Linked DNA regions of Homo sapiens: region 2 is linked to region 1. A link is an interaction called in ENCODE POLR2A ChIA-PET data of the cell type or tissue named here. Cell type or tissue: OCI-LY7. All regions are shown on one strand. Links, peaks and the distances in the headings refer to the core of each region. The heading gives the core; the rest is flanking DNA.

Region 1 (4,386 bases), core at 174-4,173:
CAGGACTCATATTCCTTGGTATTTATGAGTATTTATACTCCCAAAGGAGTTGAAAACTTATGTTCACACAAAAACCTGTACACAAATGTTTGTAGCAGTTGTATTCATAATTGCCAAAACTTGGAAGCAACCAAGATGTCCTTCAGTAGGTGAACAGATAATGTACATCCACATAATGGAATACTATTCAGCAGTACTTCCAAAATGAGCTGTCAAGCTCATGATTCAGCCATGAAAAGACTTGAAGGAATCTTAAATGTACATTACTAAGTGAAGGAAGTCAATCTGAAAAGGCTACATATACAGTATGAATCTAACTACACAACATTCTGGAAAAGGCAAAACTATGGAAGCAGTAAAAGGATCAATGGTTGCTAGGGGTTGAGGGGAGGGAAGAATGAACAGGTGCAGCAGAGGACTGTTCGGGCAGGGAAACTCTTCTGTATGATACTATAATGGTAGATGCATGTCACTGAAAATACATCCAAACCTATAGAATGTACCACCCCAAGAGTGAACCCTAATGTAAACTATGGACTCTGGTGATAGTGACGTGTCAATGAAGGTCCATCAGTTGTAACAAATGACCACTCTGGTGCCCAGTGTTGGTGATAAGGGAGGCTGTGCATGTGTGGGGACAGGGAGTAAATGAGAACTCTCTGTACCCTCTGCTCAGTTTTACTGTGAACCTAAAATTGCACTAAACAAATAAAGTATATTTAAGAAAACGGTCACGGCCACTTGAATTGCAGTAATAAACATACAGAGACTTGGTTAACGGGTCACAGAGTATTGAATCTGACAAACACGGTTAACTGCATTACAATAAAATATAGGAATAATTGTTTAAAAGAAAAGATTGAGGCCAGGCATGGTGGCTCACACCTGTAATCTCAGCACTTTGGGAGGCCAATATGGGTGGATCACCTGAGGTAAGGAGTTCGAGACCAGCCTGGCCAACACGGTGAAACCCTGTCTCTACTAAAGATACAAAAATTAGCCAGGCATGGTGGCACATGCTTGTAATCCCAGCTACTTGGGAGGCTGAGGCGGTAGAATTGCTTGAACCCAGGAGGCAGAGGTTGCAGTGAGCCAAGATTGCACCACTGCACTCCAGCCTGAGCAACAGAGTGAGACTCCATCTCAAAAAAAAAAAAAAAAGAAAAAGAAAAGAAAACATTGAGCCCTGGGGGGATGCTGGACAGTGCGCAGCACCACAGGGCTAGAAAAAAACACCCTGCCCTAAAGGAGACAAGATGATCCAATCCCATCCCAGGGCTCACATACATGCAGTGTATGTGACCCAATCAGTGACCCACATACATGCAGGCCAGTTCCTGCCTTAAAACCTGTGACTTCATGCCAGTCAGTCGTGGTGGCTCACGCCTATAATCCCGGTACTTTGAGAGGCCACGGCGGGCGGATCACAAGGTCAGGAGATGTAGACCAACCTGGCTAACACGGTGAAACCCCGTCTCTACTAAAAATAGAAAAACTTAACCGGACGTGGTGGCAGGCACCTGTAGTCCCAGCTACTTGGGAGGCTGAGACAGAATGGCGTGAATCTGGGAGGCGGAGCTTGCAATGAGCCGAGATTGCGCCACTGCACTCCAGCCTGGGCAACAAAGAGAAACTCCGCCTAAAACAAAACAAAACAAAACCTGTGACTTCTTCCTCCTTCCAGGTAAGCTCTCTTCTCTGGGCTCTACTGCCCTCCTGTCATCATCTGTTGTCCCAGGAGTGTTTGTGGAGGTACACTGGTAACACTACTAGCTGCTCAAAGTCTCTAGTTCTCTCAAGAAGCTGAGGGATATGTGGTTTGGCCAGGGTTCCTGGGGCAGGGAGAAGAAAGGGAAGAGGCTTGGAGAGGGAGGCAAGTTTGCTTCCATAGCCATCTCACTTTTAGTTCTAAATCCTGGCTCCTTCACTTGGCCTTCGTCACTGAAGTGCCCCTTCTTCCTTTAGGTGTTTAAAGCACTTGTGAGCAGCAATTCAGGGATGCTCAAACCATTGCTGCTTTGCAGTCATCTGCAGTCACCTGGCCTTAGCTCTGTCTCTCCTGGAACTTTGGGGTCATTCTGTATCCTGCATTGCACCCAGCAGAGCATCAGGCCCAAGGGAGGCTCGATAAATATATGGTGAGCATAAATTGTGGTGGAAACCCAGCCCAAGAGGCTGGGGCAGAAGTGTGAAGTGTGGGAAGGGTGCTGGGCAAGCTCATCTGGTTAAGAAAACCCTGGTCCAGCTGGACAGGAACTGGAGCTCAGCAGCCCCACGGTGTGGTCTCAGTCTCTACTATTCTCTTGTCCATCAGTTTGCCCCACCTCATGAGAACCAGGCCACCAGCCACGCCTAACCTCAACTTCCCACAGCTCCCAGGGGAGCAGAGTCTCAACCTCTTCCTTAAGTTCCGTTTGAAAAAAAGGCAGAAAGAATTCAGATCAGTAAGCTTGAGCCTTTCCATAGAGGACAAAATGGCCTGTTCCCTGAGAACACAGCCAATCCACCAGGACCGCCAGCCTGGGGTGAGGGGTGGGCCAGGAGAACAGAATGTATAGGGAAGGGGTGTCCCTACTAGAGGCCTGTGGGACATTTCCACTGGTGGGACTTGGCCACACACACAGAGTAACATCCCTTTAGGTCTTCATGGTCAAGGTGGTTTGTGGCACCATAAAATGGAAAAGGTGGCCTCATCCCAATTATGTTGACAGTGGTGGTAGAAGGCCTGGCATGGCTGGTGGCCTTGGCCATGGACTTGGAAGGGCTAATCATCAGTGCTGCCTCCAAAGTGGGTGTAGTTGGGTCCATCCTGGATGCTAAAGGGCAACTGATGGATGGCAAGCATGAGAGCTGAGCACCTAGGAGGCTCGTTCTGCCAAGAAAGCCTCACCTTCCTTGGTAACAGGAAGATCATGAAAATCAATGTAAACTGAAGTGGTTTTTCCCCCACCCCCCGCCCCCAACTGAGTAAGTTTAAACCTTCACTAGAAGCTGCTGATTGAAGACCTCCTAACCACCGACTTTTGGTACCCCACCCATATCCCTTTGGGACTCAACATGGTGCAGGCAGGCCCAGCTCCACATTGCCTGAAGGCTTTTTCTCAGGGGCAGAAAGAGCCAGGGAATGTATGCACCCTGGGATCAACCTGTAACCACTGACTAAAGGCAGTAGGCAAACACCCACAGCCGCCACCTCTCAGGTGAGGTAATTCAGAGGCAACTGCTGTGTGCAGCCCCCTAGAGGCACTCAGCTCCCTACCACAGTCCTAATAGGCTTGACAAGCATTCACGAGGACTGTGTCCCCTTCCTGCTTCCCGGGATCACCGCCCACCCCACATAAACCACTCGCACCAATTCTCAGCCCAAGCACTGCTTCTCAGACGGCTCTGCCACAGCCACCTGCCACCTGTGACATATACTTTGGTGGAGAAATGTGTGCCACCATCCAAAGGAGGCCTCTAAGGAGACAGAGGTGAGGTGGGGATGAGAGATGGAGGCATCCCAAGAAGCCTCCTAGGGGGATCCTTGACCACGAAAGCTCAGACACGCAGCTTTGGGGCCATCCAGAGAGGCACTCACTCATAGGAGCAGGATGCACGCATCAAACTCACAGAAAGAGGGTAAAATCACACAGCCAGTGCTTTTAATTCAAAACGAAAAATATGTCATCCAGGCTAGACTGCTCACATTCATCTGACAGCAACTTCTCTCCCTGCAGATGAGGGAAGGCTGTGATGACTTTATCTCGAGCCTGCCTGGTGGGAACGGGCTTGGCACAAAAGGAGCTGCAGAATCCTGCTGCTGATTGGCAGATGCATTTCTGAACTCAGCGGGGGCTGGACACTGAGCAGGACCTTGTTGATAATACTGCCTAAGTGGGCACAAAGCCAGGGGCTGTGGCCTGCCAGCATGCAGGCACAGCTCCTCCACCCTCAGGGGAGTCTGAGACCCCTTTTGTGTTTCGATGACTGTGGGATTTTTTTTTTTTTTTTGAGATGGAGTCTCACTCTGTTGCCCAGGCTGGAGTGAAGTGGCGCACTCTCGGCTCACTGCAAACTCTGCCTCCCAGGTTCAAGTGATTCCCATGACTCAGCCCCCTGAGCAGCTAGGATTACAGGTGGGCGCCATACACCCAGCTAATTTTTGTATTTTTAGTAGAGATGGGGTTTCACTATGTTGGCCAGGCTGGTCTTGAACTCCCGACCTGAGGTGGTCCAACCACCTCAGCCCCGCAAAGTGCTGGGATTACAGGCGTGAGCCACCGCGCCTGGCCTTGACTGTGGGTTTGGAAGAAGAGCGGGGTGAGCTCCAGGCAGCTCCTCACCCTAGCACTATCGGCTGGCAGGGATGGAGGAAGGTGGGTTCAAGGACAAGCGTGGCTGCCG
Region 2 (4,386 bases), core at 95-4,094, 70 kb before region 1:
TGCACTCCAGCCTGGATGACAGAGCGAGACTCCATCTCAAAAAAAAAAAAACCCGGCTGGGCACGGTGGCTCACGCCTGTAATCCCAGCACTTTGGGAGGCCGAGGCAGGTGGATCACGGGGTCAGGAGTTTGAGACCAGCCTGGCCAAGATGGTGAAACCCCGTCTCTACTAAAAATATAAAAAATTAGCCAGGTGCAGTGGTGGGCACCTGTAATTCCAGCTACTCGGGAGGCTAAGGCAGGAGAATCACTTGAACCCGGGAGGCAGAGGGTGCAGTGAGCCGAGGTCGCACCACTGCACTCCAGCCTAGACAACAGCAAGTCTGTTTCCCAAAACAAACAAACAAAAAAAAACACTCAAGACCAGCAAGACTGTTTCCCAAAACAAACAAAACCATGCAAACATTCCTTTAAAAACCCATAAAGCACTCACAAAAATTAACTGCACTAGCTTAAAGAACTTCAAATTCCAAAGAACAAGTCACATTCACTTACTGCAAAACTTCAAAATTAGAAATTAATCCAACAAACAAAGAAATAAATCTATCTACTTTGAAATTTTTAAACTATTAACTCTGGGATTAAAAAGGAAATCAAAACAAAATTTATTTTTAAATGAATGACAGTGAGAATACAATATATAGAAACCAATAGGATATACCCAAAGTAGTACTTAAACGGAAACATCTAGCCTTACATATTTATTAAATATACTCAGCAAGAAAGCCTAAGGGCGAGGCAGCTCATGCCTATAATCCCAGCATTTTGGGAGGCCGAGGCGAGTGGATGACCTGAGGTCAGGAGTTCGAGACCAGTCTGGCCGACATGGTAAAACCCCATCTCTACTAAAAATACAAAAATTAGTCAGGCATGGTGGTGGGCGCCTGTAATCCCAGATAATCAGGAGGCTGAGGCAGGAGAATTGCTTGAACCCGGGAGGCAGAGACTGCAGTTAGCCAAGATCGTGCCACTGCACTCTAGCCTGGGTGACAGAAAGACTCCATCTCAAAATAAATAAATAATAAAATAAAAAATGGAATCTAGTTGTACAGTAAAATTAATAGGCCATAGCCAAAAGAGATTCTTCTCAGTAATGCAGCAATGGCTTTTACATTAGAAATTCCAATTAGTAAGATGAAGGGAAAAAAATCATGATTATCTCAACAGATTCCAAAAAACAAAATCCAATATAACCAATTAAAACCAAGAGGTTTTTTTTTTTGAGATGGAGTCTCGCTCTGTTGCTCAGATGGAGTGCAGCGACAGACCTCAGCTCACTGCAACCTCCGCCTCCCAGTTGTTCAAGCGATTCTCCTGCCTCAGCCTCCCGAGTAGCTGGGATTACAGGCTCGTACCACCATGCCCAGCTAGTTTTCATATTTTTAGTAGAGACAGTTTCACCATGTTGACCAAGCTGGTCTTGAACTCGTAACCTCAACTAATTCGCCCACCTCGGCCTCCCAAAGTGCTAGGATTATAGGCGTGAGCCACTGCACCCAGGTTTTGTTTTCGTTTTTGTTTTTTTGAGAGACACAGTCTCACTCTGTCATCCAGGCTAGAGTACAGTGGTACAATCACCAGGTTCAGGCTCACTGCAGCCTCAACCTCCCTGGCTCAAGTGATCCTCCCACCTCAGCCTCCCAAGTAGCTGGACTACAGGTGCAGGCCACCACAACCAGCTAATTTTTTGTAGAGACGAGGTTTCACCATGTTGCCCGGACTGGTCTCAAACTCCTAAGCTCAAGCGATCCACCCGCCTCAGCCTCCCAAAGTACTGAGATTACAGACGTGAGCTAACACATCCAGCCTAGAGCTCACTGATAAGAGAAGGCCCCTGCCTTCTAGTTAGTGAGTCCTGGCCATTAATTTTCAGATATTTCAGTCTATTCACAGCCCTTAACATATTTCCTGATATTAAGACCTCCAAGGTACTCAGTCTAGACAACCTATACTTGACTTAGGCCACATTTCAAAACGTATGCAAAGCACAAGGTCCCATAATAGGTCTCAACGACTGAAATCCTTTAAGAGTGTGGAAAAACAAAGTTTTTCCTCTGCTCTCACACCACAGCAACGATCAACACAGAAGACTTCTGTGAGCCCACACACAAAGCAAGTAACCAATTCTGCAGCACTCACCAGCTGGGTGCCCTCCAATGCAATTCCAACGACTATGTACCTGGAGATAGCATCATATGCCACAGGTCGAGGGCTAAGTCCCTCAAGACTGCTCCTCCACCACACCTCTGCCAGACACCAGTTGCCAATCTGGGCCTCCAGAACTTCTGATCAACTGGCTTCAAGTTGGAGTTTGCATGACCCCTCTTTGGTTTGGATTAATTTGCTAGACTGGATCACAGAACCTAAGAAACACATTTACTGGTTTATTATAAAGATATTTCAAAAGATTCAGAGGAAGAGACGCATAGTACACAGTATAGGGGAGGGACACGGAACTTCTGTGCTCTCGGGCACTGCACCCTCCTGGAACCTCTTGTTTGGCCATCCAGAAGCTCTCCAAACCCTGTCCTCCTGGGTTTTTAATGGAGGCTTCATTAGTAGGTATAATTGATTAAATCACTGTCCACTGGTGATCAACTTAACCTTCAAGCCCCCACCCCTCCCCAGAGGCTGGAGAGGAGTGAAAGTCCCAACCCTCTAATCCTGTCTTGTTCTTTCCATGACTAAGTCCAGAGGCTTCCAGCCATCAGTTAACTCCTTAGCACACAAAAGGACATCACTGTGGAGTTTCTAAGGATTTCAGGAGTTGTATGCCAGGAAATGGGCAAAAGACCAATATATATATTTCACAACATCACACTTTCCAATGGGAAATACATAGTTCAGTAGGCTGGGCATGGTGGCTCACGCTTGTAATCCCAGCACTTCGGGAGGCCAAGGCAGGCGGATCACGAGGTCAGGAGATAGAGACCATCCTGGCTAACATGGTGAAACCCCGTCTCTACTAAAAATACAAAAAAAAAAAAAAAAAAAAAATTAGCCAGGCGTGGTGGCGGGCACCTGTAGTCCCAGCTACTCAGGAGGCTGAGCCAAGAGAAAGGGCATGAACCCAGGAGAAGGAGCTTGCAGTGAGCCAAGATCGCACCACTGCACTCCAGCCTGGGCGACAGAGCAAGACTCCGTCTCAAAAAAAAAAAAAGAAACACACAGTTTACTTTTAAAAGTGTGCTCAATTTTCCAATATTATGAACTACACTTTTACCAGACCACAGATGGTTAATGACATCGCAAATCCATGTCTAGGCTGTTCTAGGAAAGCAATATCTTGGCCTAACATTGAAAGAGGTACTTTAATAATTATTCTTATTCCCAAAATAGTTTTAAACTCAGGGACTAGATACTTATAAAAGACCACATACCGTAAAATCAGCAAATTCAACAACAAATTCTACATTCAGGAAATATAAACACACAAAATGTAACGAACTACTAAAAAACTGAGATGGGTTTCATTTTTAGAAAGCAAACTTTAAGCCGCAATTTAGAAAAGTTTTCACATCCCAGTCAGTCTTACCTGAACAGTGCCTGAAGATACCCCAAATTATGAACCTGAGAAAAGCTCACAAGGCTACAAACTTTAAGTCCAAAAAACATCACCGCTCTTTTAAATAATCAAAATAGCCATTCTTTTCATTGCCTGATGCTCTACAATAGCCTAGTCTATCTTCCTCCTCCTATTTTTTGAAATGTTTTGAGAAAAAAAAAAAGAAAAAAAAAAAAACGGAGACAGGGTCTCCCTCTGTCGCCCAGGCTCGAGTGCAGTGGCATGATCATAGCTCAGTGCAACCTCAATCTTCCGGGCTCAAGCAATCCTCCGGGCTCAAGCAATCCTCCTGTCTCAGCCTCCCAAGTAGCTGGGACTACGACCATGTGCCACGACATTCTGCTAATTTGTTTATTATTATTTATTTATTTATTTATTTATTTTATTTGAGATGGAGTCTCGCCCTGTCTCCCAGGCTGGAGTGCAGTGGCGCAATCTCGGCTCACTGCAACTTCCACCTCCTGGGTTCGAGTGATTCTCCTGCCTCAGCGTCCTGAGTAGCTGGGATTACAGGTGTGAGCCACCATGCATGCCCTTTTTATTTTTGGAGAGACGAGGTCTGGCTATGTTGCCCAAGCTGGTCTTGAACTCGTGGTCTCAAGTGATCTTCCCACCTCAGCCTCCTACAGTGCTAGGATTACAGAAATGAGCCAGCATACACAGTCAGCAAAATATTTTTAACAACATACATCTCTTCCTGCTATGGTCTCCCCAGATAGAAGGCAGGGACACCAACACTAAACAACCATATTATCCAACTGCATGATTCTTACACATGGCCCCTAAAGTAATATACTGTACCATTTTACACAGCTGCATA

The links. Peaks named below come from ENCODE experiments on the same cell type or tissue, not always from the same donor. Only the 100,000 strongest peaks of a DNase experiment are listed, where the experiment ranks them.
Region 2: POLR2A ChIA-PET joins it to region 1 with 13 read pairs; 13 of 35 experiments call an interaction of 5 or more read pairs at or near these places.

The regions. Positions count from the first base shown.
Region 1 is chr20:3,824,539-3,828,924 of GRCh38, reverse strand. It overlaps AP5S1 (adaptor related protein complex 5 subunit sigma 1), which reads right to left. Exons shown (of 3, transcript NM_018347.3): 3 at 87-4,386. Among named protein-coding and RNA genes, the nearest start is that of AP5S1, 6.2 kb to the right of the region's middle. In OCI-LY7, for the core only: CTCF peaks have their summits at 3,028 and 3,230 (motif pointing left); no DNase peak of the experiment used is centred there.
Region 2 is chr20:3,894,842-3,899,227 of GRCh38, reverse strand. All of the region lies in intron 1 of PANK2 (pantothenate kinase 2), which reads right to left. Among named protein-coding and RNA genes, the nearest start is that of PANK2, 7.6 kb to the right of the region's middle. RefSeq lists an enhancer at 1,386-1,615 and a silencer at 2,632-2,926. In OCI-LY7, for the core only: no CTCF peak of the experiment used is centred there; no DNase peak of the experiment used is centred there; H3K4me3 peaks cover 1,744 bases; H3K27ac peaks cover 1,616 bases.